Linked DNA regions of Mus musculus: region 2 is linked to region 1. A link is a loop called in an ENCODE intact Hi-C map of the cell type or tissue named here. Cell type or tissue: heart. All regions are shown on one strand. Links, peaks and the distances in the headings refer to the core of each region. The heading gives the core; the rest is flanking DNA. Region 1 has its middle 61 kb from the start of Nsmaf. Region 2 overlaps Nsmaf (neutral sphingomyelinase (N-SMase) activation associated factor).

Region 1 (15,258 bases), core at 2,287-10,286:
GGAGCTATTAGAAATACAAGGGTCCACACTTGTACTATCAGCTATACAGAACCAATTTTACATCTCTTCAGCTTGATTTTTCTTGATTAGATTATTTGCAATCCTGTATTGCCACAGTACCTCATTGAAGTCCTCACAGAGCTTGACATCACTCTGGTTCTGAGAACACTCCAGAAACTGCTTGATCTCTAGAGAGCAAGGTCCAAAAGAACGCTGGTTCTGCAGCTGGGCTCCTGGTAAGTGATGTCAGGCTTTGCAGGCTCAGCACTACCACCTGCGCTGAAGCCCCCAGTGATGGCGTGACCCAGGGTATGCCCCACTACAGAGCCCATGGCCACACTGGTAGCCAACTGGGCCATGAGGCCTGGCTGCTGGGGTGCAGTGGCAGGTGAGCCAACTGCAGATGGTGCAGCTGCTGCTGGAGGCTGAGCTGCAGGTGCTCTTCAGGGAACAGCCCTCACTTGAGGGGCTTGGCTAGCTAGCTGGAGGAGTCACCCTGGAAGTGCGGTTTCGGCTTCTTTGTGGCATCCTAACTGCTTGGAGTCTCACCGTTCAGTGAAGACAAACCTTATGCTTTCTTTATAGTTTCTACTTCCATTTTTAGATCTTGGATGGTTTTGTTCAATTCCATCACCTATTTGGTTGTGTTTTCCTGTAATTCTTTAAGAGATTTTTGTGTTTCTTCTTTAAGGACTTCTACCTGTTTAGCTGTGTTTGCCTGTAGTTCTTTAAGGGATTTTGTGTTTCCTCTTTAAGGAATTCTACCTGTTTAGCAGTGTTCTCCTGTATTTCTTTAAGTGAGTTATTAATGCCCTTCCTTCTTAAAATCCTCTACCAGCATCATGAGATATGATTTTAAATCCAAATCTTGCTTTTTGGGTGTGTTGGGGTATCCAGGACTTGCTGTGGTGGGAGTACTGGGTTCTGATGATGCCAAGTGGTCTTGGTTTCTATTAGTAGGATTGTTAGGTTTGCCTTTTGCCATCTGGTATTCTCTGGGTTAGATGTTCTAGCTGTCTCTGGCTGGGACTTGTTCCTCCTGTGATTCTGTTAACTTCTGTCAGCACTCCTGGGAGTTCAACTCTCCCCTGAGTCCCAGTGGTCAGAGTACTCTCTGCAGGCAAGCTCTCCTTTGGTGAGGAAGGTGCCCAGAGGTCTGGGTCTCAGCTCTGACTCCTGGCTAAGGATAAAGGTCCAAATGGACCCTGTCCAAGAAGCTCGGTTGTTTCTGTGGCCTGTGCACTCTCCTATGCACACTGGTTTGAGAGACCCGGAATATAAGATGATGCTCTGACCTGAGTCCCGGGGTCAGAGCCCTATCTGGAGGCCGACTCTCCTCTGGCAGGGAAGGTGTGTAGGGTCAAAAACAGTTTTAAAAAAGAAATTACAACTCTAACTAAAATGCCATCATTCAAATGCCAGGCAACAATTCTTAAAATTCCATCTTCTTGGTTTTCTAAGAAGCTTCGTCTTTAACCCATACCAGTGATCCTGGTTCCTGGGTGTGCTAGGGCACTTGGGGCGTGGAGAGTCCTCTGGGGACTGTGGGACCGTCCACTGAGTTTGTGCCCCAGGGGGCCCGGGGCTGATGCTGACCGGACGAACCCCAGCTGCTGGTCGGTTGGGTTTCCTGTGTCCCTGCTCCTGCTGGCACAGGCCCCTCCAGTTGTTTTGGAGCAGATATTGTGTTCCACTCACCAGTGATCCTAGGATCCTGGGCATACTAGGGCACCTGTGAGGGGAGAGTCCTCTGGGGACCGTGGGACCGTCTGCCGACTTTGTGCCCAGGGTTGCCCTGGGCTGGCACCGGAAGGAACCCCCACAGTGTCTTCTTAATAGAGTTAATTGAACTATTCTATATTTTCAGTAACACTATTAAAAAAAAATGAAACCACAGATAAGGAGAGATTTCTCTGAAGTCATGATATATGTGAATGTTGATATTGTTTTGGTGAAGATGGTGGCTGTTTTATTGTTGGACTTGGTGTACTCAGATAACTTCTGTGATGGTTAGTCTTGGTTATCCACTTAACAACATTTGGAATTAACTAGTGGCATCCCTGATGAAAGGACACAAAAGAAGGCTTTAGCTTTTTGCTGCTTGCCTTTACTCTGCCTGTTAAGTTCATCTTCTCTGTTTCTGAGGTTAGTGTTAGAGATAACTTCTTCAGGATTCTAAGTTAGATGGAAGACTAGAAGCTCTCCAAGAGTGCTCCAGGCCTGCTGGCCACCCAGCCTTGTAGACTGAACGACTACAGAATTTTCAGCCTGTCTCTGTGAACTAGCCATTGTTGGACTACGCAGACTGCATCCTGTAAGCCAGTCTAACAGATCCCCTTTTAGTATCTATTCTCAGTTCTGGTTTTTAGGGAGCTTTGACTAATATAATTCCACATTGCACTACAGAGATCTTTGCATTCTCATGGATACTGCTGCTTTGTTCACTACAGCAAGGAAATAGAATCCATGTACCTTTCTATTAACAGATGGATAGGTAATGAAAAGCTGTACCTATTTGAAGTGGAATATTATTTAGCTCTAAGGAAAAATGACATCACAAAATTTGTAGAAAAATAATGGACTTAGAATGTACAAATGGGGTCACACAAGGGGGGGATGGCCTGCATGTTCTCTATCACACAAAGGGGGGGGATATAGCCTGCATGTTCTCTATCACACAAAAGGGGGGGATGGCCTGCATGTTCTCTATCACACAAAGGGGGGGGGATGGCCTGCATGTTCTCTATCACACAAGAGGGGGTAGCCTGCATGTTCTCTATCACACAAAGGGGGGGTGGCCTGCATGTTCTCTATCACACAAAGGTGGGGGGATGGCCTGCATGTTCTCTATCAAATGCAGATCCTGGTCTTTATTCTCTACCTGTCCACTGGTGAACAAATGTGTACGTGGTGTAACACTCAAAAAGATAACAAAAAGTATAATTAAAAAAAAAATAAACCAAATACATACTAGTGAATCCGCATACATAGTATGCATCAAGTATGTATTTTGGATGCTGTCTCCAAGTATTACATATTTTCAATGCAAAGCAACTCCTTAAGTGGGTAGTCCATATGTGATTCCACAAGATACTCTTTCTGAGGCCTGAATTTTCTGTCATGTATTTCACTGAATATTCCTATAGGATATAGTTCAAAGAGTAACATGTCAGGAGTTTTTGAAAGCACCAAGAAATGTGCTTTTTTAAATGGATGTTATAATTCTAAAATGTATCATTTCCTGAATAAATTGTACTCCTTTTAAAAAAGATGGTGTAGTCAAGGCTGCCTTTATGAGGTGGAAAGACAAAAAAAGAAAACGCTGTATTCCACACTGAAAAGGGGAATGAGCACTTTAGATGTGGGTCTAAAGTGAGAGGATGATGAGCAAAGTAGAGACTGTTGTGCCCGGAAGCATTCATGGACTCTAAAGAGACCACCAAGAAACTGGTTCCGATGCAATTGCATTTGGGTCTCTTTATTCAAGCTCCAGCTTGGGCTCCCTGCCAATCCTGACACAGCAGGAAGGTGGAGCTCCGAACCTAGTTTTAGGCAAGCATTTATATAGAGGCAAGAAGGAGGTTTCTAGACGGGTACACATCTGATTATGTATGGGGCCGTTATGGTTGGTGCTGGGATCCAAAACATAAATTTAATTTTTGCTTTTCTCCTGATTGGTGGTTGTTAGGAAGTGAAGTGTCAGGAGCGGGCTTGTAACCTGGGTACACAGATTTGTTGGTGAATAACATGGAAACTGGTGCTAGACACACAGTCTTGTTGGGGGCGTAGCCTGGGGCTAGGTACTGGCTTGTTAGTCAACCTTAGGTCAGGTTCTTTAAGATGGAGTCTGAACCCAAAAGATTTGGTCTCTCAAGACCAAACGTAGGAGGAAGCAGAGCTAGAGGCACCCAGGAGGGCAGAGAGCACTCTGGGAAGGTAGGCAGAGTGAAAGTTGTCTATTCCTACCCTCTGGACAACTTTCATAGGCAGGCCAGATAGCCGCAGTCAGACAATCAGCCCTGAGAGAATAACATTCCTGTAACGTTATTCCAAGACGCTGGGCAATGAAGAATACAATCTTTAGAGTGACTCTTGCTAAAAGATGAGCTACTCCAGAGGACCTAGGTCAGGGAACACGCTAGGGATGGGGAGCCCCAATGTGGTCAGCTGGAGCCCCCATGTGAGGGGGAAGTTCCAGTCAGGCAGTTTTGGAGGGGGAGGATAGGCACTGAGAAGGTGAAAGGTGGAGGTGGCAAAAGCTGGCTCAGGTTAGAAAGGTCAGGTTAGTCCTGCTCTTCTCACTCGCAGAGATGCAGTGTGGCAGCTTGAAGGGGTCCTTGCATGGATACAGTCAGGGAAGTGAACCCCAGGAAGAGATAAGAATAAAAATATGGTGGGGCAGTGGTAACACATGCCTTTAATCCCAGCGCTTGGGAGGCAGAGCAGGCAGATTTCTGAGGCCACCTTGCACCCTGGTCTACAGGATGAGTTCTAAGACAGCCATGGCCACACAGAAACCCTGTCTCGAAAAAAACCAAAAAAAAAAAAATCTGGTGCAGACTGACTTCATCAACCTGGATCAGACTCCTGAGAGGTTAATGAGAGGGAGTTCAATGTCAGCATAGTTAAAACAGTACAATTTGGGGAGAGATTTTTCAAGCAATGATCAGGTGCACAAGAAAGCTTAAGGTGTGACTACATAGAAACTCCTTTACAAAGCACACGCGACTATGAGGATGGATGGGCTCTATAGTCAAAAGGCCTAGAATCTAGTGCAGTCTCTGACCCATAGCATAGACTTGTGACATCCACCCAAAAGATGAGTAATGGCCTCTGGAGGGAAGTGAGTGGGACGATCATTTTGAGGGAATTTGGGTGGGGTTTGCTTGTGTTGACATAGGAAAGGACATTAATAAAATCCACTCAGAGCTTTCTGGGCAGGAAAACAGGTATTTTATCTCTCCATTAAGAAAGGGCCTCTGTTTGTTTAGTATTCTTGATTGTCCTTAATGCTTTTCTGTGAGTGCAAGGGCCTCTGTGTTCCCAACAACTCTGAGGTTGAAGTCAGCAGATGTGATGCTCAACTGCTGCGGCCATGTGCATTACCCACCGTCATACGACAACTCCGGAACTTCCAGGGCAGCGTTCATCTAGCAGGATGATTAGCACTCCCGAGGTTTTGAAAGTATGGATCTCAGCGCTGTAGCTGCTCCTCACAACCACAAAGCACTCCAGAAAACACTCTCCCAGGAGCAGACCAGACATCTGGGAGGAGTGAGAGAGCCTACCCCGCCCACAGACTGCAATGATAAGCGTGACCAGCAGATGTCCCTCTTTACCTACAGAGGTGAAAGCAGCTCTGGCCGATTTCACTTGTCCCACATAGACCCAACAACAGCATAAACAATGGGAAAGACAAAGTCCACACAGCGGTCCACTCCCTTTCCCCAAGTTCTGGGCATGTAACTGTCAGTTTCCAGTTTTCAAGGACCAGAAATAAACCGTCCAACGCCTCATTTTCTTTTCCGTTGGCATCTCGTCCCCTTTCTACGCTTTCAGCAGTAATTTTACCTCTTACATTTAAATAGTCGTTGTTCTTCATGCAGTTATCTGACTTAACGTATACATTATTAAATTACTGGGCAATATTTTTGCTTTACCATAATTTATTTATTTCTTCCCCCCCCCGTTCTTTCTTTCATTTCCCTTGTGTCTCCTTTCCTTTTTCTACATGTAACAGTATTCGACTCGTTAGCATGTTGTTGTTCTAAGTACACGTATTTTTATTTCACCTCTTACATTTATTTGATTTTATTTTTAGTCTCTTTCATTACCAGAAAACGTCTCTTGTTTTGTTCTTAATTGTAGTTTCTATCTTCACATGCTCTTTTTTCTTCCTTCTTTTTTAACCTTCTTCCCTACTCAGTGGGCAGCCGCTCACTGTAGTGATTTCTTCTCAGGCTATACCAGCTGCCTCCTAGACATTTCCTGGCACTGCAGAGTAGTTCTGGGAAGGAGGGGAGTGTAAGAGGCTGAAATGTGTTCCCTGAGAATTCATATTTTGAAGCTGCAACTCACAGCATCACAAAAAGGGACCGTATTTGATCACAGGCCTATAGGGAATTGATTAATAAACTGGGGTCATTTAGTTACAGCTTAAGCCCATGCAACCTGTGTTCTTCTAAGACGGGGTGATAAGAACACATGCACAGGGGAAAGACACAGGAAGAAGACAGCCACTTACAATCCAAGGTCAGCTCTCAGAAGAAATAGACTGCTCAAGGCGGGATCTCAGATTCTAGCTCTGGAATTCAGTGAAAATCTGTTTCTGTTGTTTGAGTTTGCGCTACTTTGTTGTGGTGGCAGGAGCAGTCCAAGATCCGTGCTTACTATTATTTTTATGGTCTTGGCTGTTATTTTGTTATTTGTATCACCCTGTCATACGTGCCCACAGTGCTGGCAGGGTCCTTCAGTACAATATTCAGTTGGCTATAAACTGCTTCCTACACCTGGCCTCCTGCCCATGCTTGGAAACTATTATCATTTTAATCCTCATTGCATAGCCTTCCTATTAGATCCTGATGTATATTAAAGGATTATGCCATTTTAAGCTAAATCTTGCTGATAATAGGCATTGCGCACTGGAGTAGAAATGGAACATTAATTGCAAGCATTGAGAATCTTAGGAGAAGTTTTTAATGCGAAATGCAAGTTTTAAGAGTTTGAGGCATCAAAGCTTGATCAGATGGGAGACTCCAATGCTCACACAAGAAGGACCACGCCACTGGAAGAGTTCTGGCAGATGGAAGGGCTGAGAAACTCTGTGTACACTCATTCTATTTAAAATCTCCTGGTTTGTTTAGCTTCACTAATTGAATCAATATTTCTTGTGCTCTCTTTCTCTTTAGAAAAAGCAAAAACACAGCACAAACAGAATGCCTTAGGCATTTCTGTTGTGTTTTGCCTTTGGAAGATTTTTTTTTTTTTAGTGTTAGAATTCCCTCAGTCAATCCGCAATTCTTTATTAAGTTTTAATGTGGTTTAAACTCTCCATCTGTAGGCAATTTATCCTCTCTCCAGTCTGGCAGCAGGGCCAATCATTCCCTGTAGTGTGGTTATGAGCTCCCTCTGGTGGTAAAAACTATAATGACGCATTCATCGGCAGCATCTGCATCCGTTTCATCTCTAGTGATGTCTGAGACCTGGACATCAAAGCAAAGCAATACAATGGCCGCAGACAAGTTCAGCTTCACAGTCAAGGCCATTACTCAAATGCTGCCTGTTGGAGAAGGACCTCATGCCTCTGCTAAGGAGAGCCTGAGAGATGAATTTTGTATTTGTATTGTGGATATGTTCGGCTAGTTTTAATCTAAAATGATGAGAATGAAAGATGTAGGTTTGGTGTTATAGTGTGCTCATATTAAGTCATTCTCGAAAACAGGGACATTGTGACTTTCAGGGACATCAGTAGTTCCTTTCTAGACTTTGGGGTACTAACTGACACAAGGTTAGAAGAAAGGGCTCAATGACCTCAGACTGAGATGTCACTCGCTCACAGTTCTTCTATGCATTTGTGTATGGATGCAGAACACGATCTATCTATCTATCTATCTATCTATCTATCTATCTGTCTGTCTGTCTGTCTGTCTGTCTATCTATCTATCTATCTATCTATCTATCTATCTATCTATTATTTATCATCTATATTCTATGTATCTATCATCTGTCTATAATCTATCACCTATTTATCATATACCTATGTATCTATCCTCTGCCTACCTATTATTTATCTTCCTTCTATCCATCTATCATACTTAACATCTGTCTGTCTGTCTATCTATCTATCTATCTATCTATCTATCTATCTATCTATCTATCTAATGATAGCAAAGCCCATACCAAAAAATTACCATCTTAACCATTTTGAAGTATACAGTTTGGTGTCTGTGCCATTTACACTGCATCTTTGTATATAAATATTCTGTCACGGCCTTCATTTTGTTAATGTATTCAAATTGTAAAGTAGAATTTAAATACTTCACTGTAGTTTGAAAATTTATGGTCTCTCCAAATTCAGTTGTTTGACCTTTAGCCCTCACAGTGACAATGAGGAGGTGAGGAGTCACCACAATCCCCTGATACTTTGATTTTGAGTGCCCTCTTCCCCTCATTCCACAGAATGGTGAGAAATGAATTTAGATGTTAATAAACTCCCACTCTATGACACTTCATTATAGGAGGCATTCTATGACCATGTTGAAACAAAAAACCCCCAATAACAATATTATAAAATATATTAGATAACTGATAAATTAACACAGACAGCATAGAATAAATGTAAAAATAAAGTGCAAACTAGATACACATCCAAATAGGAGTTTCCTCATCCAGAGTTATTACTTTGGAAAATTAAACACCTGTTTAATGATTGGATCTAAAGCTGTGGTGCTTCCGTCTCCGAGTCCAGAGCCTGTTTGTACTGGTGGGATGACAAAGTCCTCCATCTTCAGGATGGAAATCACTTTTCCAGAGATAGAGGCAGTGTGGTTAATAAAACAGATTAAGTAATGCATACTTAGGTGAAAAAATAAAGCATCATGATTAATTACTGTTTTTAAGTAATGTATAAATAGATTTTTTTACATCTTTTCGAAAAAAGAAGTTTAAAATTATTTTAGGAAATGCTAGCATTTTTGTAATAAGGGGTGGGGGAGGGAGACCTGTAGGTTATTTAGAGGTTCCAAGCTACTTTAGTTTGTAATTTCTCATTGGAGAGGATTTACCCTCAAAGCAAGAGGATAGTTGAGATGGATACTCACTATTATTAGACTGCACCTGTATGAGAAAGTAGACACTTGGGAAGGAAGCGACTAGGAATGATTACACTGGGGAACAGTAACTCTGGACACAGGATACTAGATGTTGTGTCTTTTTTGATCCGTTTCAACCATCAGGGAAGAGCTGTATAGAAAACAATCCTTAAGATAACATTCATGAATCTTTTTAAAATTAAAAAGTAAGTTGATTCTTTTTTTTTTTTTTAAAGATTTATTTATTTATTATATGTAAATACACTGTCTTCAGACACACCAGAAGAGGGAATCAGATCTTGTTACGGATGGTTGTGAGCCACCATGTGGTTGCTGGGATTTGAACTCTGGACCTTCGGAAGAGCAGTCGGGTGCTCTTACCCACTGAGCCATCTCACCAGCCCGTAAGTTGATTCTTATCATAAGTGTAAAATCACATGATGTTAAACAGTTAACTGATAGGAAGAAAGACCAAAGGAATGTTGGATCAAATGTTAATATGACTTTATTTTTATATAAATAAGTATATTTGTTGATGATGGGAAATATGTATCCATGAGAGAAGTTCTAAAATAAATAAATTCAACGTCTACAACTTGAATATAATTAAAGTAACTTTAGATGGTTAGAATTAACCTTTGACTTGAGCTGCAAGTCTTAGATTTTGGCTATGGATAAGTTCTTGGTAGTGAATGAAGAAATTACCAAGTTTTAAACTGAATAGCAACATAAAGGTAGACTTAAACTTTTTAATACACCATTGACATATTTTATAACACTTTTGAATTTTTGGGAAAAATGGTGAATTCTCTTTTCAGAAAAACCTCTCTCTGTCTCTCTCTCTTTGTCTCTGTCTCTCTCTGCCTCTCTCTTTCTGTGTCTTTGTCTCTCTCTCTCTTCTGACATTTTTCAGCTTCTGGGTGCCATATAGATCATACAGTACTAATTTCTGTTTTCCCTCTTAGACTTTATTTTTCCAACTATGAAACAAATAACTTCCTGACTCAGCTAAAAACTGCAGAAAGCCATGTTCAGCTTATGCAGGGTTTTCCTCTCTCCACTACTGACTCTTTACAATGAAATTGAAAGTTTAGAGGCAGCTTACAGAAAGTGAAAGTTAGAAGCAGTTTGCAGAAGGCCATTAAGATAAAACCAGGCAAAAGCCCAGATCATGAAGCAACAGGGAAAAGGGACTAAGGAGAGGAAGTGACAAGCAGTCTCTCATCTAAGATCCAAACTGGTGGCCTCAAGAGCTAGGAGCACAGTGGGCATCCTGAGAGCATACCTTCTGCAGGTTTTCCGTAGGAGGCAGGAGCAGTGAAGACACTGGTGGAATACATACAGTGATGTCTCACCTCAGAGTGTGCTTTAGACATAGACCTCTTTTTGGAATCTTGGTCCCAGCTTGGTGATGTACAAAGTGATGGCACCTGTCAGAGATGGGGTTTAGTGGAAAGTAAATAGGTTTTAGGGGTACTGTTCTAAGAAGCAATTGTTAATGTTGGTCTTGTAGAGTGTTAGCTCTCTACAGAGTAAACTGCTAATAGGAAGAGCAAGTTGCCCCCTACTGTGTTGGACTCCCTGTCTTTCTTATTTGTGCTTCAGCCATGACATCCACCAGAATACTCCTACCATTGTCCAGTTAGTATTGCTGACCAATTTTGAACTGTGAACTAAATAAATATCCTCTTTTTCTTTTGAATATCATGCCTTGCTGTGCTTATTATTATTTGGGGGGTTGTTACAGCCCCTTGTTGCTTTTAAATGTTTATTTTGGATTTCTACCCCACTTCAGATCATTTTGTTCCTGAATAAAAGACACAGGAACCTTTAGATTTATAATAAGCTTTAGGGCACTGGAGCTTGGCAGATATCAACCCTGTATGCTAATTTGTCTACTTCACTGTGGGGATCCCTGATATATCACTTGCTGTGTTCCTTCTGTGCCACTCCCACTCCATCAGGCCAACCCCCGTGGCCTTGTGCTTAAGATTCACGTACCCTATGTCAACTTCCTTCTTCCTCCTCCTTGCTCTTCTTGTGATCCCCTGCCTGAGAACCCAAGGATGGGAATCCGTGCTCTGTCTACCCTTTTCTGCTTAGCCCAGGCTGTAGTCATCTTTATTAAACTAATCAGGGATAACTTTGGGGCAAGTTTAACACAACACAAGCTGGTGGACCTGAAAACTCACTCACCTTGAGGCAACCAGGTGTTGGGATACAGTATTTAGCATTTGAACACAGAGCAGCATCAGACCAACCCCTGCAATGCCTATCCTCAGACATTTTGTTATAGAAACAGGACAGGGATTGACATCATTGTTCAGCACAAACAAGAGATTGTTTAAAATATGATGCATATAACTAGTATATCTTTAGCCCAAAATAATGAGCAGAGCCCTGATGTCCTGACACAGTTTTGGAATTCCAGAACTTGGTGTAACAGGCCCTAGACCTTAATAGGCCCCCATACCTTAGCACAACTGATTCCAGGATGGATGTATCATCTAGACCATAAAACTCAGCAGGTAGGTAATATAGTTTGCCCACCAAACAAACAAACAAACAAACAAACAAAAAAAACAACAAAAGAAAAAACAAAAAACACCCAAAGATCTAGTCCATCAAAGTCCATAGTTCTGGAGAATCTCTGAATACACTAAGCTTGCTTTTTGGCTTCTGTAGTTTTGCTTCTTGCTATTTGCTCTTGCTAACTAAAGAGGGCCAACCCAGGATGCATGCTTTGGTGTTTAAAAGCTCATTCTGAGAAAGATTCTAGCTACAATAGGGTCCTGAACACTCAGTGTAGCTGCTGTTGGGCTAACAAAGACTTTCTATTTCTTAAACCTGTGTCGGAGTAATTGTCATGACATTGGGAGGCAGAGGCATGCAGATTTATGTAAGTTCAAGTGGCAAAGTGAGACCCTGTCTTAGAAAAACTGATGAAAAAATTTATTGAAACATTTTTTTAAAATAATGTATGTGTAGAAGAATTGCTTTGTCTTGACTTCGTAGGCCATCTTCTAAGAACATCATCCTCTCAATGATGTAGGAAGCAATTATCCATCAGCATAGCAGTTGAATATGGTAGATAATGGCTTTGTTATGGCAAGTGTTGTTTCCTTTCTCCCCCAACCCCAGCTTCTGAAAGACCCCCAATTCTGGAGAGACTCTTGCTCAAGTCCTGTGATGAGCTGACACCCTAATAACTTGAGAGAAACCGTTCTTGATGCAATATCGCATGAGGTTTATTCAGGTATCAGCATGCTGAGGCTGAGCTCATAACCCACACAGGGGCAGAGGAGATCGACCCCCAGCAGTTGCAGTTGAGGGTTTTTAAAGAATAAACTGCAAAGTGAGGATAAGACCAGAAAGAATGGGGATGCTGAGTAAACATCGTAAAAATGGGGATGGTGAATTACAGCTCATCTGTCTCTCAGGCTGAATGCGAAAGAACAAAGAACTCCATGCTGGGCTTCATTTCTAGGGGTCTAAGAAACACATTGAGTTGGGGTCTTACACTTCTAGCCTTACTTAGGAAAGAACGTGTTTGTGCTATACTTAATTCTTCCTGGTAGTTACTTTGTAACATTAAGTAAAATCCTATTTATTGATTTCTAAATTTTAAGTGGATTTAAAATTTAATTTTAGAAGTAACAGTGATGCTCATTTTTACAGCTGATAGATTTTAGCTGTAAAAATTTCCAATTAATAACTATTCTAGTTTCTTATTGCATCCGTATGAATTTTCCTTCAAGTGAATACATTAGCATCATGATATTACTACTCTGACTGAGCTCAATTTATGCTGCTTTAACAGAATACCTTGGACTTGGAAACTTGTAAAGAACAGAAATTCCTTGGTTTGTTGTTTTTAGAGGCTTAGCCATCCAACAGTTTGAGGGGTCATGCATGGTGAGATTCTTTCATACATGGTTCAAGTCTTGGTAGAATGGCAAAGTGGAAGTGAATTCAGGACAAGAGAGGGAAGGAGAAATAGAGGAAGGGGGAAGAAGGGAGAGTGAGAGATAAGGGAGGGAGGGAGAGGGAGAGAGAGAGAGAGAGAGATACATTTTATTCTCTATCCATTTTATTCTGCTCTCTGAAGAGTAGCATTAATCAACATCCTTAGGGCTAGCAGCCCCTCTTTAGTAACCCCACCCCCACCCCAGGATTAGGTTTTCAGTGTGGGCTTCTATTTGGAGGACATAATCAAACCACAGGGGTCTTTTTCCTCCTTTTGTAAATTACACTTTCATTTTTACATCATAAATGTTACTAAAGGTTGCCCCTGTGTGTCTGCCTGTTCTTGTGTCTACCCTCATGTGTCTGATTCTAATAAAAGGCTTTTCCCTGACTTTTATTGAACAGTAAAGAAAGCATTGAATGAGGAAGGTACAGGGATATTTTACAGAACTCTTTCACATCGTTCTACAAGGGATTAGGTCACTGCAACTGACCCAGATAACAAATAGTATCATAAACATTTTTTTTTATCAACTAACAACCATGTTGCATTCATATTTATGGTAGATTTTCATTTGTAAGACCTCTTTGTAAGACCTATGTTTGCTGTTTTAAGCAAATAATTATCATAAACCACATGCATTATGTTGGGTAAGAGGCATAAAAGAATGCATGAATTAAGATTGCAGCTGTCTATTAGCTTAGGTTATAAAAGTTGATAGGGTGGCAAATCCAGTGCAAGTCAGTTTGATTTTTACATTGTTCTCTTAAAGTCAGATGTCTGAATTCCTGTTCTATTGTTAAGATGAGACACCATAGCCGAGGAAGTTTATAAAAGAAAGTATTTGATTGGAACATTGGGTACAATTTAAAGAGTTCATGATCACCATAATGGGGAGCATGGCATTAGGCAAGCAGTCACAGTGCAGGAGCATAGCTAAAAGCTGATATCTGATCCATAAACCTGAGACAGAGCTAGAGACTCAGCCTGAAGAGGGCTTTTGAAACCTCAAAGGCCACTCCACAACGGAGCACCTCCTCCAATAATGCCACACCTCCTAATCCTTCCTAGACCAGTTCCAGCAACTGGGGACCAAACATTCAAATACATGAGCCTATGGGAGTCATTCTTAGTCAAACGATAGCTGGTTAAATAAACAGGTTGAACACACAGTAGGAGAGCAGTTTTAAGGTTAAAGTGACTTGAAAGTGTATTATTAACTCCAGTTGTGAGGTCCAGCAAAAGGTTTCATTTCTTAGATTATGGTCAGACTGTGGTCCAAGAAATGAGTTGTGTGAAGAGATTTCTGAGTGCTTGTGAGAAGAAAACAAGAGTCTTGTGACCTCAGTTTCATCAGGACACAGGATTGTTCTTATGACATGTTTTCCTACTTTTCCCAGGTGTATCAGGTAGGAATGAGTTTACTTTAGCTATTGTTATTCATGTGTCTCTATGGAGAAATGTGCACGCGTATGTGCAAATGTGTTTTCCATGTATGGCTTATCCATATGACTGAATGTCTTATTCATGTGATTTTTCTTAACCTTCAGAGTATTCATTGTCTGATGCTTCTGAATAAAGTTGGCATTTTACATTGCCAATACAGTATTGCTCATTTACAGGCTCCATTTTCCCCAGGTCCCACTTCCGATAGAGTGGTAAAGAGATACTTTTCAGAATACTACATCACTGCACCAGACTATGCTATGTTATGGATAAACCTTAAATAACTCTAAACAAATATATGTTACAGCTCTAAAAAGAAGTGAAGAGACAGTATGAGATTCTCATCCAACAAGACTGATATTCTTATAAGAAGAGGGTGGGACTGTGCACACAGAAACATAACCAGGCACAGTTGAGACCAAGCAGAAAGCACTGATGATAAATCAGCCTTGACAGTGTGTCTTAGTCGGGATTTATATTGCTGAAATGAAACACCATCACTGTTGTGGGAAATATTAAAAATTGACATCATCCCGCATTGTACCCAGCTACTCTCTGCCCTTGGCAGTCTCGCCACCTCTAGGCCAGCCCCAGGCAGAGGTCTTCCTAGCTCCTGCTTGCCTGCCTCAGAGCTGCTTGTTCCTACTCACTGTGGCTTGTTGTCACAAATCCCCTTAACCTAGTAAATCAAAACTCTAGAATTTTGTAATTAATCATCAGATTTATATATCAATAAATTCTCAATTCATAAGATGCCCACACAATAATTTCAGAGCCAATTGATAATGATACAAGCTTTTTTAAAAAAGATTTTTCTTCATTTACATTTCAAATACTATCCTGAAAGTGCCCTATACCCTCCCCCCGCCCTGCTCCCAACCCACCCACTCCCGCTGCCCACCTAGATTAGACAAGTTATCCCAATTATTCTATCCTTTTATGATATTCATAGCTGTGGGACTGTGATAGGCCGCCTATTTTGGTTGAATGGGTCTTGCTCTGGTGACCCAATAGAGAAATCTACAAGGGACAGAA
Region 2 (15,258 bases), core at 2,703-10,702, 79 kb before region 1:
CAGGGTTCGTCACTAGAGGTGTTACCATCTCTGCTTTGCACTCCATGTGCAGCTTTTCAGAAACACTTTGGAACCTGCAAAGATGTTTCCAGCAAAAGTAAGAAAAGTTAGGAACCAATCCACTGCCTCGGCTTAACCTCAGTGTGAGTGAGCTTGCTTACCTGCCGAAACACTACAGTCATCAAGTGGCTGCTTAAATAAGGTTGACATGCTTTCAAATGGCACAATGGAGGCCTGGCTTGTTTATTAATTGAAGAGCTTACATATCACAGAAACAAATGTCTCCTAACTGATCAGTCCTGAAGCTCTTTCTCCATCATGTGACTTCCTACTTTTATATTGTTAAGACCGACTTTTAGAGCCTACATAAAGAGCAGCGGTGCTACGTTTTATGCCAGCACTAGGAGGAAGCTGAGACAGGAGCTTGGGCCACAGAGAAAGACCCTACCCTTAGCACACTTCCTTTATCAGGGTTAGAACACATAATTACAATTGCTTTTAGGTCAGTTTCATTTCTCCATATAAAACCACTCAAAGATGCCTTTTCTACTCCTAAAATGCTTAACTAAAAAATAACTCCATTTCTGATTTGTGAATTTAAAAAGTAGTGTGGAAACAACTAAATTATCAATATTCTTGGATGATTACTTTGTTAAATAACTGGATTAACAGTAAATCTCAGGGTCTAGAAGTGCAGCTCGGTGCTAGAGCAGCGCTGATCATGCTGGAGCCTGGCTCAGTCCTGGCACCGAGATAACTAAGGAAAGAATCTTGTTTCCAGGGCGTGACACTGGCACAAACTTTCCTCTGAGTATGTGAAAACGCGAAGGGACCCCTGAAGTTCTTGCCCAATGATAGAAATCAACTGGCAAGTGGATCATCCTCATGAGTCCTTAGAACCAATCAGAAACCCAAGAATGCAAACTTATTTAAATGACCTTGACTGCAAGAGGGAAGAAACAGACCAACAGGTCAGAGGCAGGAGGAGGGTGGCTTCACAGTGGTGAGACAGTCTCTAGGCTTGGACAGCTCCAGTAATTCTACAATTGTCGCTGTCAGCTTTAGTGTGTCTCTCCAGCAAATGACAAATGAATCAAGCAAGCACCACAATGGTCTGCACCCTTGGAAGGACCCTCAGCCAACTAAAAGGGAACCAGTACTGCAGACAGGGACTCAAGAACTGTATAAGTTTCCTACCAGGAACCAGGAAATATTCACCAAGAGCGACCATGTATTGGACTATGAGACAAATTCAAAATTCAAAATTCACACCAGAGGAGTGAAATACAAAACATATTTACTGATCAATTATTAATAACCAGCAACAGAAAGATAGCTATAAAATCCTCAGCTGTGTGAAAACTAAGCAACATACTTTGAATCACCTATGGGCAAAGGAAGAACTGGCAGCATTAATTACAAAGTGGGTGACTGAGACGGGTCCTGAAGTCCTTCTAAGTCCTTCTAAGTGGGGACCTTCTAAGATGAAGTGCTACTATAACAAGGAAAAGTCTGATGCCTGCTCCTACAGCCTTGCTCCTCGCAGCTACAGGAAGCCTCCTTTGTGCTCTATAAGCTGGAGAAAGAAATCAGAAAAGCAGACATAAGCTTTAAATAAAATGGAGGAGCAGAGCAGTGGCATGAATGTGCCAAGGAGCATGGCAAGATCCAAAGGAGACTGGAAATGCATTAACAAACATACAACTCATAAGTCATAGGATATCTGTGTTCATTACATTATCCTTTAAGGTTGTCAGAATTTGAAACTTTTCAACATAAAAAGTAGGGAAAATATAGCCCTATTTCTTCAATAAGAGGCATTTCTTCAAAAATATGATGAAAGCTTATGTTTGCGAGTTTACTTTCCTTTTTTAGAAATGCACATTCTAAAAATTTTATACATTTCTAGTATGCACATAACTAGAATATCTCATTTTATAACTACAAAAATTCCTCTCTAAATCCCTCAGTATAACATTTTGGGTTCAGGACAAGTAAATCAAAACTTTCAAAGTGAACCACTTTTTAATTTTTTTTAAGATTCATTTATCCCCTGTGGTGTTCATGAGTCTTGCCCACATATATATCTGTGTACTGCACGTGTGTACCTGATACCCTAGGAGGTCGGGTCCCCTAGAAGTGGAGTTATAGACAGTTTGTGCCACCAGGCATCAATAGTTATTATAAAGATAAAATACAGAAGAGTATGGCATAAAAATATAGGCAAGTAGCCCACATCTAATTAATATAAGGCAAGAAATGAAATATATCCCCAGACTGGAATAATAAAGAAGCACCATTATTTTCAGAAAATGTATTGCATGCTTAATTAATAAAGCTAAGAAAATCAATGTGAAAACCATTAGAACAGTAAGTGTACTTTCTTGGCCCTGTGGGAATGATAGGAAAGTACTCTAGTCAATTCTAAGGGCCAAAGAAAGACTCTCCTGAAGAACTAACAGCTAAGCTAAAATCAGAAAGCCCAGTTATCCAGGAGCAAGAGGCAGGAACACGTCCTAGTCATGAGAAACAAGGGGCTAAGAGGAGGGAGCAGAGGAAAGAGAATGTGAGGGAACAGAAAACAAGAAGTCTGTGACCAGCAGGATCTGCTCGGTTCCAAGCAGCCAAAGCCCAGAAACTCACAAGAGCAAACATCTGTCTGGAGCTGTGAGCAGCGAGCAAGCACCACCACGGGAGAGGCTGAGACCATGCCAGGATTATACAAGACCATGTACAATCTTGTACATTGTAAGTTCCAACAGTCAAGGGATAAACGTGTTCTTTACACAGGGCAAAACTTAGCATGTCATTGGGTTCAGGGATGACGAGGAACTGAGGAGGGAAGCCGAGCACTGAGAAGATGGACTGAGGCCATCATAGTGGAGAAGACAAGTGGACAGGCTAGAGAGACGGTCACAGTGGGGATGCACGGGCTTTATAGTGGCAGAGGTCAGGAAGGAGAAGGGCAGAGGAAGCTCTGGGGTCTCTCATTCATAGGCTGAACCATCCCCTAAGAGGAGCAGGTTGGTGTAAGATGAGATGAGTGTAGCTCTGTCTGTGTTGCTGGGACCAGCACTCACAGCCTCACTTGTTCCTCTCTCACAGCCTCACTTGCTCCTCTCTCACAGCCTCACTTGTTCCTCTCTCACAGCCTCACTTGTTCCTCTCTCACAGCCTCACTTGCTCCTCTCTCACAGCCTCACTTGTTCCTCTCTCACAGCCTCACTTGTTCCTCTCTCACAGCCTCACTTGCTCCTCTCACAGCCTCACTTGTTCCTCTCTCACAGCCTCACTTGTTCCTCTCTCACAGCCTCACTTGTTCCTCTCTCACAGCCTCACTTGCTCCTCTCTCACAGCCTCACTTGTTCCTCTCTCACAGCCTCACTTGTTCCTCTCACAGCCTCACTTGCTCCTCTCTCACAGCCTCACTTGTTCCTCTCTCACAGCCTCACTTGTTCCTCTCTCACAGCCTCACTTGTTCCTCTCTCACAGCCTCACTTGCTCCTCTCACAGCCTCACTTGCTCCTCTCTCACAGCCTCACTTGTTCCTCTCTCACAGCCTCACTTGTTCCTCTCTCACAGCCTCACTTGTTCCTCTCACAGCCTCACTTGCTCCTCTCTCACAGCCTCACTTGTTCCTCTCTCACAGCCTCACTTGCTCCTCTCTCACAGCCTCACTTGCTCCTCTCTCACAGCCTCACTTGTTCCTCTCTCACAGCCTCACTTGCTCCTCTCTCACAGCCTCACTTGCTCCTCTCTCACAGCCTCACTTGTTCCTCTCTCACAGCCTCACTTGCTCCTCTCTCACAGCCTCACTTGCTCCTCTCTCACAGCCTCACTTGCTCCTCTCTCACAGCCTCACTTGCTCCTCTCTCACAGCCTCACTTGCTCCTCTCTCACAGCCTCACTTGCTCCTCTCTCACAGCCTCACTTGCTCCTCTCTCACAGCCTCACTTGCTCCTCTCTCACAGCCTCACTTGCTCCTCTCTCACAGCCTCACTTGCTCCTCTCTCACAGCCTCACTTGCTCCTCTCTCACAGCCTCACTTGCTCCTCTCTCACAGCCTCACTTGTTCCTCTCTCACAGCCTCACTTGTTCCTCTCTCACAGCCTCACTTGTTCCTCTCTCACAGCCTCACTTGTTCCTCTCTCACAGCCTCACTTGTTCCTCTCTCACAGCCCAGCCTGTTCACTGCATTCTAATCAGAAAAAAAATATATATCAAAATCTTACCTGTTTTTGTCAAATGATGTCCTAGCCAGACGTGACTGCAAGATAGCTGTTATCTATGAGAAAACCATTTTAAAAATATGGATGTGAGTCTAAGTGAGATAAACAAAAGTTAATTCCTAACCAAACATAGCAATTGCTCAGGACACTCACCATGGCCATTTGGTCACCAAGTTTATCAAGGCAGGATGCTCTGTGCAGCTACAATGTTACAAATACACACCATTAGTTTTTCTTGAAGATAGTGACAAGTATTTGTTTAGAAGCGCTGTAAAAATACTGACTATTCTGACTTAGAAACAGTGAAGATTCTGATATGTCTAGCTTTTCCTTCTTAAGTTTTCAAATTCAACAAATTCAAGTAAATCTGCAGCATGTATAGGAAAGTGACGATTACTTGTGCACTATGAAATACAAGGTTTCTTGAGCCTTTAGTCCCAGTACAAGGGAGGCGGAGGCAGGAGGGGGGCCAGGCTCAGCCACCTGAGCTCTCCTGCCTCAAAAACCAAAAGGGAAAACTAAACCAAAGGTTTCCGACTGGCTCTGCTCTGTGTTCTGCCGGTGCTAGTGTGGAAGGCTGGCTTACCTGTAGCAATGTCTCCACAACATCTTCCACCTTCCCAGAAACTTCCAGTTCAAAGACATACTCCATTTTTCCCTAGCAGGACAGAAGCAGCAGCTTGTCAGCCTGATGCTGTAAGAGCATCTACACAGCAACTGCCAATCTCCCTCCGCATTTCTTGTGGCCCAATCACGTCAACATATGAAGTCAGTCACAAAAATGCAAGCGTATTGTTTGTGTATGTCTGTGAAAGAGTACCTGAGTGGAATTCACACCCAAATCACTAGAGTCAGTCAAACAGATTAACCTCTTCCATGTGAGTCTTGTCTGTCAAGGGCCAAGGAGAAGAAAAGACCAAAATCTCCCCCTTTGTGACTGTCTCCATGCTGGACACCGGCTTCCCTTCCCTTCAGACACAGAGTTCTCACACTGTTGGCTCTTCAGAGGCTGGAAGTCCACCTCACCTCACATGTTAATTCCTTGTAATAAATTCCTTATATCACTCTCTGCCTTAATTTCCCTCATGTACTATGTGTACACAGACATGCACAAGGACTCATGTGCACAAACATACACGCATACATATACACACACATGCTCATAATATATAAATATAATATCCTGATAATATGTGTTCTTAGAGAACCCTCCCATGAACCAATAGCTATGTGGCTAGCAGTTGAAATACAGCTCTGTACTTTGGATAGTCTCAGCGAAGCTACCTGGTGAAGGGTACCCAGGTATGCTTTCGACTTGAAAGGAGGGTAGTCTATTGCTCATAGGGGTTTTTGTCAAAGAGTAGAGGCAGTGTCACAACAAGAGAACAGTCACAAGGTGAGACACACTTAGCAGGTAGGAAGGGACAGTTACACACAGTGGATATGAACTGCACTACACGTTCTCTTGTCTATAAACTGCATAAGCAGTTTATGTTTCATATGCTACTGGAGAAGATACAACAGGCTGGTCTGCAAATGGAGCTGACTCAGCATGTGAGGCTGGGTTTGCACAGACAACGTGGCTTTCCTAGTTCACAGAAGTGTCCTTAGAAGGAGCTAGCTGCATATGCCCCTTAGTGCTGTACTACCGCCTTTAGTAGGACACAGTCCTGCTGCAGTGGACTAAGTGCAAAGGATACCAACAGGAGAGCCCAACAAGTGCCTACGCGTCCCTGAAAACAAAGCCTTAGACCGTCTACAAAGTTAAGACTTAGAAAGCAAAGACTGGGATCAAATATAGGATACATCGAAAACTGTAAATATTTCTTGAATACTCTTAAAAATAAATTTTCAGTAATGTTAAGCAAAAAATTTTCAGCAACACATAGTAAATATGCTTACAAATTTACACATTGAAGCTTCAGTTTCTTTCTGTTTAAAAAAGATGTGTTTGTTTTTATTGTGTGCGTGTGGATACTTTGCTTGCACACATGTGTATCATGTGTGTGCAGTGCCTTCAGGGGCCAGAAGAGGGCAGGAGAGCCACAGGCACCGGAGTTACAAATGGTTTTTAGCTGCCAGATAGGTAAGAAACCCTGGTCCTCTGGAAGAGCAGCCAGTGCCTAACCCTGAGCCTTCTCTCCATTTCTTTCCCTTCTAACACCATCTCTAAGCTTTTGCTATTAGGACTAAAGCCTGTGGAGTGCAGGGGTACTTTTGCAATAACTGTTAATGAACTTTGTTTTTTTGTTTGTTTGTTAATGAATTTTGAAATACTCAGCATTACCATATTTGATTAAAGATGTTAACAAAATCATAAAAATCTTATTCATCAAAATCACTACATAAACTTCAATAATACATGAGAGGCTTTACCTACCCGCTCTATCTTATACGGTGCCACAATGTTGTGCTCCTTAATAAAGTATATCTGAGAAAGACAAGGCAACATTGAAACAATAATCAAAAGCTTTCACTAAAAGAATTCCTATAAAAATTCTATGAACTCGAGGTTTAAATTGTTGTTACACAATCTCTATTTGCAAAGGTACCCATATTTATATTAGTATGGTTTTAAAGTACTGACATTGAAATCACAAATGTTATATTAAAAAGTGAATCACCAATAAGTGGATACAATACATCTTGTAAATGTTATTATTTGTACCAAGTAGTCAATCACATAAGGCTAGGAAGTTGACAATCCAGGAGACAGTTCTCTAACAAATGGAAAAAGCAAAGGCATGGAGGTATGACACATTCAAAGACATCAAAAAGTGATGTCACCTCCCTCAAGGAGCATAGCCTCATGGTGTCTGCATGAGGCCACCACTCCACCTGCATCTTAAAACTATAGAATCAATACCACCATCTCCAGAGTGCATCATACCTGGACTGTTATTTCCTGCCTTTCCCCTCATATGTAACTCCTCCCCTCTCCACTGTTCCTGAATCTCAAGGGCAGTTGTTCTAGCAGTGTTCAGAATGCAGACACTGCTCTGTCCCTGTGTGTTCACTAACTGCTCTGAGGAGAGCTAGAATGGCACCCTCTTCCATTTCAAACAGGTAGCCACATTGATGGTATCACACCATCCTCTGGCCATTTGTCTGACCGTTGTGTAGCAAGACTCTTTGCTAGAGTTATTTGTAACTTCTTTGGGCCCTTAGCCACCCTTTATCCCACTAAACTACTGAAGCCACTCCTTCTGAGACCTCCAGGTCACCAAACCTCATAATCAATTGTCTAGCCTCTGTGGCTGCCATGGGAAGTTCTACCCTGCCCCAGGACTTGAAGTTCCTTAGAAACCCCAACTCTTCCTTTATCTTTCTGGCTTCAGCCTCATGAAACCTAGACAAGAACACCCTGGCGTCTGCTCCAAGTCTCGGGGAGGTCTACATACACCCCATTCATCAAATCTCCAGCAAGCTTTTCCTCCCCATGTGCCCCAGCCCTGGCCTTTTATTTCAGTAAAAGGTAGCCCGATCCAGCTGGTCAGAAGTCTTTCTGGGTTGTCCTGTTTTGTGTGCATTGCCAGGCTTTTCTGCAGACTCACTCTCACCATCCTGACCTAAACAAAGCACCAGGGTTTTGGTGCCCCCAGACTCTCATGGCTCCACTCTGGACCATCATCAGAAAGACTGCAAACACACACAAACCAGGTCAGAGCCGCTCTCTTCCAGCTCCCGGTGGTTTCCTTATCTGCTCTGACTCTCCAGCCTTCCGCTGGGTCAGAGCTCCCCACAGCAGTGGCCCTGCTCCTACCCCAGTCTTCCTGTAGTACTCGCTCTGCTCTGAATCTTCTGACTGACCAGCTCCTGTGTCTCCTAGCCTGTTTATCTAAAACAGCACCGCAGCAGTCCCTAACCTGCCCCACTCCCGCCCTGCCTCCACTTCCTCTGTAACATTCATCACTAATTCGAACTAGAAAAAGTACCCTTTCCTTCCCAGCTATGGAAGGCCTGCAATAAGCTCAGGATGTACTAAGAAATACACACTGTGCACACAGAGCCAGGGTTAATAACAGCGCCCCCCACGAAGCACATGGCAGGAGCTGATTGCACCTGGAGCATTAAATATGGAGTTGAAGATAGTTCATGAATCTTTGCTTTCCTTAAAACTGGAATTCCAGAAGGCACTAACAGAAAGTTATTTAAGCCAAAATCTAACAGATTTCATAAGATAAATGTCAGCACATGTTTCACAGTGTTCTAGGAAGGAAGGGGTCAGTGATTCAGACAGCTGGGGTCGCTCTTTCCCTCTACTCCTGAGATGCTCCAGGCACTGTGCTGTGCAAATCTCTGCACCCAGTGCTCAAGAGCAGGCATGTCCCCAGAGGCGTCCTGCACCCGACTGAGCACAGAATGATGAGTGATGACTGGGACACTTTAGAATGCACAGGACTTAACCCAGCTAACACATCCTCAGACAAAGTATGTGACGTTGCAAGTCAGAGGAACAATGGAAGACCTCTGCCCTTTCTTTACTTAGTTTTTTCAGTCTACAAACTAACTAATGATATGCCAACAGAAAACTACATTTTAATTTCTAACGTGATGCCAATACTGGTTTGAGTTCAACTGTGGATGCATAAGTATGCCAAATGCGGCATGCATCCGGAATGAACAAAAACAAATCCTGTAGTCATTCCTGAGAGGAGGGACTCCCCTTCCTGAGGCACGCTGGGCTGTCATGTAAGCCTGAGGTCACTGAGGCAGCCTGGCCCTGGCTTCCCACCTTTACACTGGAGGCCACAGAAGGAACTGCTGTGCGCTCATTCCAAACCTCCTGCAATGGGCTCCTGAGGACCAACTGCAATTCTTATACTTAGTAAAAAGTACAGAGGCTACTGTGAGAAAAACCTTAGTTTTTAAAAAGTTTATTTCTCAATGATCAAATTCTCTAGGCATTTAAACATCTATTGCAAGTGTTTTCAGTTGAGATTTATATGAATGAATAATTTCATCATGCAAAAAAATTATACACACTAACATCAAAATCTTCACACAAGTTTGAAAAATTACATACTAACATTTTAATAAGTATTTTTACTAAATGCTTTCTTACCTGACTGAAAATGAGTGAAATACCCCATGATTTTGCCCTGAAATGAAGATAAAAATCATCAGATATATAACATCTTTTGTTGAAATAAAATTAAAAGTGAAAAATGACCTACTTTGCAAAGTGTTTATTGGCTCCATTTTCTCCATGTTTTCCTATTTTTAAACAGTCTCTCAAAGGAATCTGGATAAAATTGAGAGAGATTATTATTAAAAAAAAAAGTAAAGATGAAAGTACACAGTCAGTCAGACAGACAGACACACACAATTAGGAATGTTTCTGCTCGCATTCAAAACACCTTTACCTTAAGAATGGGCTGAGATATTGCATCTGGTTCAAAAATCACTGATTTTGAACATATCTTTAAGGAGCCTCTGATTTTCCTGGAGCCAGAGGAGAAGAGACAGATTATCTGATGAATACCAAGACAACCTCAAAAGTTATTTACTTTAACTAGAACATGGATTGCTAAGGTGTCAGCTAGTCAAAGCTCAGCAGTGAGAGAAAGGCTGTGGCAGAGCGGTGACCATGACGGCCACCACGACCCTTTATCGCACGCCACTCTCAGGAGGCTGGAGAAATACGCACGGGCTGAAGTGCAACCCCGTGAACCCATTGATTACTAACAATTATCAACATTATCATTATTGTTATTTTGAATCTTCACAACCGCTCTCCACATAACCACAGATGTGTTAAGTAAACAGGAAGATACTAGAAGGTTGCAAACTAATACTACACCACTTTATGAGGACCTGAGCATTCAAGGATTTATGAGACTCTAAGGAAAAAAATCTGTGAGTCTCTATCTGTATATAACTTAGAACATATCTAAAGTGTCAAAAACAAAACAAACAAACAACCAAACAAACAAAAATCCCACTAAAACTATGGTCGTTTAGTCTGAGGACATCCTCCCAACTTCCAGCGCAACACTCTCTCCTCTTGTGTGGAGGACGTTTGCTGGAACTTCCTGGTTACCTTCACTACTCAATACACCACTGAACGGATGAACAGGGCTAACAAACAGGGGCCACAGTTCAGCTTACAACTCTGCTTTCTCAAAGAGTTTTGAAATTTTACATTTTTCATGTTATTACGTCCATTTGCTTTTAATATGTGAACATACCCAAGAGTAAAACTTTTTAATAGTATAAAATTTCTAAGTATATGCAAATAAAATAGAAAAAGCCCACCCATATACTAATCATGGGATTTTAGCATTTGTCAATATGTGGTTATGTTTGCTTCTTGTATGAACCTCTCCTTAGCCCTGCTGGTCTACATACAGCCTATAACCAGAGACACTTCCATATAAGTCTTTAAAGAAGCACCTCTTCCTTCCTTTCTTCTTTCCTTCTTTTCTTTTCTCTTTCCTTTTCTTTCCTTTTCTCTTTCCTTTTCTCTTCTCTTCTTTGTTTTATAACATAACATTTTTATTCATTTTTTAGGAATTCCACATCGCGAACCCTAAGCATACTCATTTCCCAGTCCCCCCAGGGCTGCCCACCACCACTACACAATGATCTCCTCTTCCCTCAAAAAAGGAGGAAAATACCCAAATAAATCCAATTTCTGTTGCCCATATCCTACTGGAGAATGGTCAAGACTCTGGTGGCCAGACACTTAGAGAAAACTGAGTCCTTGCCTGCCAGTACCACTGTTAGAAGCCATCAACTGTGGCGAGCTATACCTCAGTACCTCAGCACGATTTTAAGAGTTCTCTTCAGTTCTTCCATGGCTTTCTGTCTGGACTGTTACGGTTGCTTGGTTGGTTGGTTGGTTGGTTGGTTGGTTGGTTGGTTGGTTGTTTGGTTGGTTGTTTGGTTGGTTGGTTGGTTGGTTGTTTGGTTGGTTGGTTGGTTGGTTGGTTGTTTGGTTGGTTGGTTGGTTGGTTTTTTGTTTGTTTAGACTAGGTTTCTCTCCCTGGGTGTTCTGGAACTAACTCTGTAGAGCAGGCTGGCGCTGAACTTACCGAGATCTGCCTGCCTCTGCCTGGGGTTAAAGGTGTACACCACCACTCCTAGCTTACTTTTTACATTTGTTAGTCTAAAATAATTTCCCCACACCATGATCTTCATTGTGCTTTTTGCAATACTAGGACAGAACCCAGATTCTCTGGAAAATTCTAGACAAGGGCCCTCCCACTGTAGCAGTAACCTCACGTCCCAGCCCCATAAATGTTGCTTACTACATCTGTGTGATATTCCTCTGCTGTGTCCTTCTTTACAGTGTCTATGAGATAGGTCAGATTCTGTTCCCTACTCAGGCAATGCCTCAAGGCACGGACACACAGTGTCTACAGCAGACACAAGGGACTTGAGATGAGATTAATCTTAACGTGCCCCCTACAAAAGCTCTCTGTAACCTCTCCCCTAATGGTTTCAGCAGCCCTTGGAGATTATGATCCACCAAAATTATGGTACAGTCTCTATGAAGAGCCAGACAAAGGTATCTTTATAGATCGTACAGACACAGGTGATCAAACATGGGCCATACAGAAACAAATGGCAGTGGCTGTTCCAAAACAACCAATAAAATTGGAAGGTCACTCATGGGTCCAAAGACTCCGTGGTCTGCTGGCCCCGCAGACAGACCCATGGCTTCATCAGGGGTTTAAAGGGTGTCACTCCATTATATCCACTAGCTAGAATATTCCAGATAAGAATACGTTCATATTAATCAGCAATGTAATGACACTGAAGTACAATTTGTACAAGGAAAACAAGAATTCAAAGACAAAAACAGGCTTTGATGCACAGCTTTCAAAAAATGAATCAAAGCGCTGGATCGGTCTTTACAGGAGCAATTCAAAGTCATGGAGAAAGCAGACTTGCCTGCAGTTCACACTATTATTATTATTACTTCACTCTGAAGAGGGTGACATTTCTCACTGCTCCATGGTTTATGAGCAGTACTTGACTGTAACCCAGTGACTGAGAGCAGGGGGCACCGCGTGACAAGGAGACACAGGAACAGAGTGATGTGCTAGCCCACGGGCCTGCTCAGCAGCTTCATGGGAGCCAGAACCATTGTTAGCTGTGTCCCCATCTCACTGCCTAACTACAAGCAGAGAAGAGCGGCCGCTATGCAGCCCTGTGTTTAGTGTAAAGACGTCAGGCCTCAGAGTCCTGTGACCAGAGCTATCTGAGCTCACTCACCTTTCTTCCTGGCTGCCCTGGTGCTGGACATGGAACGCTGTGTGCTGCTCAAAGTAGTACTCCTCCAAGTTGAGAAGCAGTAAGGAAAACCTAAGCATGGAAGAGGAAGACAGCTTGTGTGGCATCTAGTTTACAGAAAGCGTTAAAGGCTTTACACATAAAATGCCTGCTCCCAAATCCCCAGGCAGCACTCCCTCCTGAAGCCCACGCTCCTCTCGCCCTTGCCCCAGACGGAGTCCTTCTCAAGTTAACTGCGCTCTCCTTAAACAAGTCCCCAACTGCGTCCCCCAAGCTCTCTCTCCCACTCCCAGGAAAATTTCATGTCAGTGTCCCCTGACGCCACAAGCCAAGCTACCCTGCCATACCCCAACACCATGTCCCACACAGACTTCAGTTTCTGTGACTCCTGAGAACCAATGAGCTCTACGAGACAGGCGTGAAGATGGTTATAACCAACCTGATGCTTTAGATACCACACATGTTTAATAAGCAAGACAAATCTACTGAGTTGAATAGTTCCTTGAGTTTTAAGGGCTTTGAACTTTAAAAGGAAGACAGGACAGAGACGTAAAGTGGGCAGGCAGTTCCTGGTCCAGCCTGATGACCTGCCCACTGACCTCCACACTCCTACCATGGCACATACCCATGCATACACAACTAAAAAAATAATCATTTAGTTGAACTGCTACAGAAATAAGTATAAAACCAAAAAATGAATAGAAGCGTGTCACTGGCTGCAGAGTATGGGCAGGGAACACTGGCAGCACCTAGAGTCCCCAGAAAGCTTTCAGGCAGGGTCAGACTTTAGATGGACCTAGACGCTCTGCTATCCCGGAGGGAGATATCTAGATTACATGTGAACCACACAGAATATTGTTTACTTTGCCTCTTCCTGGAACAATGCTAAGGCGTGAATAAAATATTTTAAAATGATAAAACCCAAAGACATCAGCAAACTAGAGAAAGATTTAAGCCAGGAAGAGATGTGAGCCAATCTGCAGGAGGCAGAAAGCAGATGGGAGAATTAGCCGCACAGAAATCATTGTTTCCGGAGATGGAATCACTTATCAGAAAGCCAATGACAGAGCAGGACTTCCCCAAACGCGGACCCTGCAGGGTCACTGTGCAGAAGTCACTCCCACACAGGCGGCTTCTGATATGAAAACACAAGCCTCAAACAGGCATAAACATACAAACTGAAGTACCAGAGACAATGCAGGGTCAGAAGGAAAGGTCACAGACAAAAGGGGCAGAGTGATAACCAAACTCATAATGTCCTGCACTCAAAAACACCCTGCCCCAAAGGACTGACTCACAAGATTAAAATTAATGAATATGCTCACAGTCAGCTAATGGATGGATCACAGGGCTCCCAATGGAGGAGCTAGAGAAAGTACCCAAGGAGCTAAAGGGATCTGCAATCCTATAGGTGAAACAACATTATGAACTAACCAGTACCCCGGAGCTCTTGACTCTAGCTGCATATGTATCAAAAGATGGCCTAGTCGGCCATCACTGGAAAGAGAGGCCCATTGGACACGCAAACTTTATATGCCCCAGTACAGGGGAACGCCAGGGCCAAAAAGGGGGAGTGGGTGGGTAGGGGAGTGGGGGTGGGTGGCTATGGGGGACTTTTGGTATAGCATTGGAAATGTAAATGAGCTAAATACCTAATAAAAAATGGAAAAGAAAAAAAATTAATGAATACAGGAACCAGTTTTACCATCTAAGTTTTATTGACCTGTCCTCCAGTTTAAAATTTCTAAACAAAAATTAGTCATAAATTCGAATTAGTCTCCAGTTTATTTATTTATTTTTTTAATTAGTCATAAGCTAAACTTGCCAGCGCATGGCCTGAAATGTTCCCCAGTCCATCTGAATTCAGTAGTCACCAGATCGAGGAGTGCGGAGGCATTCCTTTGATGTGTCAGGTAAGGTCCAGGAAGGCACCAGTCAGGAACTTACTCACTACCTGCTGTCTACTTTGGGCACTACTGACCGCCTGCCCACTCCTAGTTCCAGCTGCACCCAGTGGCTGCTGTGCACTCCTCCCCTGCTGCCCTGCCCCCATAGCTTCCACAGAAAGGGGAAACAAAGGGTCGTCAACAAGGCACACCCATTGAAGACTTGCATCTTACGGCCAGCAAATACAGAGCACCTTCCCAAACAAGTGTTCTTCCACATAGTAATTAAGATATATGTATAGCTACTTCTTAGCACCATATCTATCAGAAATTAATAGTACCTTCTTTTGTTTATCAATACATTTGACAAGAAATGCAAACCTACAGAGAAGGGCTCTGACCAAATCTTAGCCAGGAACATTAACAGTGTAAGCAGCTGTTTAGCTTGTTTTCACTCAAGTGTTTACTGGTATGTTTTAAATATTTTCTATGTAAAAAGCATTTCAATTAACTTTCAACAATAATTTCCAAACAATATTCTATGGGGTAAAAAACCTAATGCTTGAGAAATCTTAAAGTCACTGTTATGCAGTTTCATAATTTTGTGCTCCCATGCACTAGTATTACAGCAAAGCATGAATTACTTCTTTAGAAGACTTGTGTGACCCACTTTTATAGAGCATGGTCATTTTCTAGATACATTCGCTCATTTAGGAAGTTATCATATTAACCACGTTGTTCTAGCTTCACGTCACCTGACGCTTAAAGCATTCTAATATGCTTAACACCTGACCTGGCTCCACTGGGGCCAGCCAGAAGGATAACCCTACATGCTCAGAGACTCAGTTATTCCCAATCATGCCGATAGTAGGTCTACAGTAGGCCACTCCCAACTCTCCTGT

What was found. Peaks named below come from ENCODE experiments on the same cell type or tissue, not always from the same donor. Only the 100,000 strongest peaks of a DNase experiment are listed, where the experiment ranks them.
Region 2: it touches region 1 in a loop (7-fold over the local background); 14 of 42 quality-filtered maps call a loop at or near these places.

What each region holds. Positions count from the first base shown.
Region 1 is chr4:6,507,857-6,523,114 of GRCm38, forward strand. It overlaps the pseudogene Gm11803 and the pseudogene Gm11801. Among named protein-coding and RNA genes, the nearest start is that of Nsmaf, 61 kb to the left of the region's middle. In heart, for the core only: CTCF peaks have their summits at 5,325 (motif pointing right) and 7,137 (motif pointing left); a DNase peak (open chromatin) is centred at 5,315; H3K4me3 peaks cover 249 bases.
Region 2 is chr4:6,428,448-6,443,705 of GRCm38, forward strand. It overlaps Nsmaf (neutral sphingomyelinase (N-SMase) activation associated factor), which reads right to left. Exons shown (of 31, transcript NM_010945.2): 2 at 12,453-12,542; 3 at 9,596-9,674; 4 at 9,407-9,474; 5 at 9,295-9,331; 6 at 6,610-6,660; 7 at 4,816-4,887; 8 at 4,383-4,430; 9 at 4,233-4,285; 10 at 1-74. Among named protein-coding and RNA genes, the nearest start is that of Nsmaf, 18 kb to the right of the region's middle. In heart, for the core only: CTCF peaks have their summits at 6,251 (motif pointing right) and 8,441; no DNase peak of the experiment used is centred there; H3K27ac peaks cover 1,173 bases.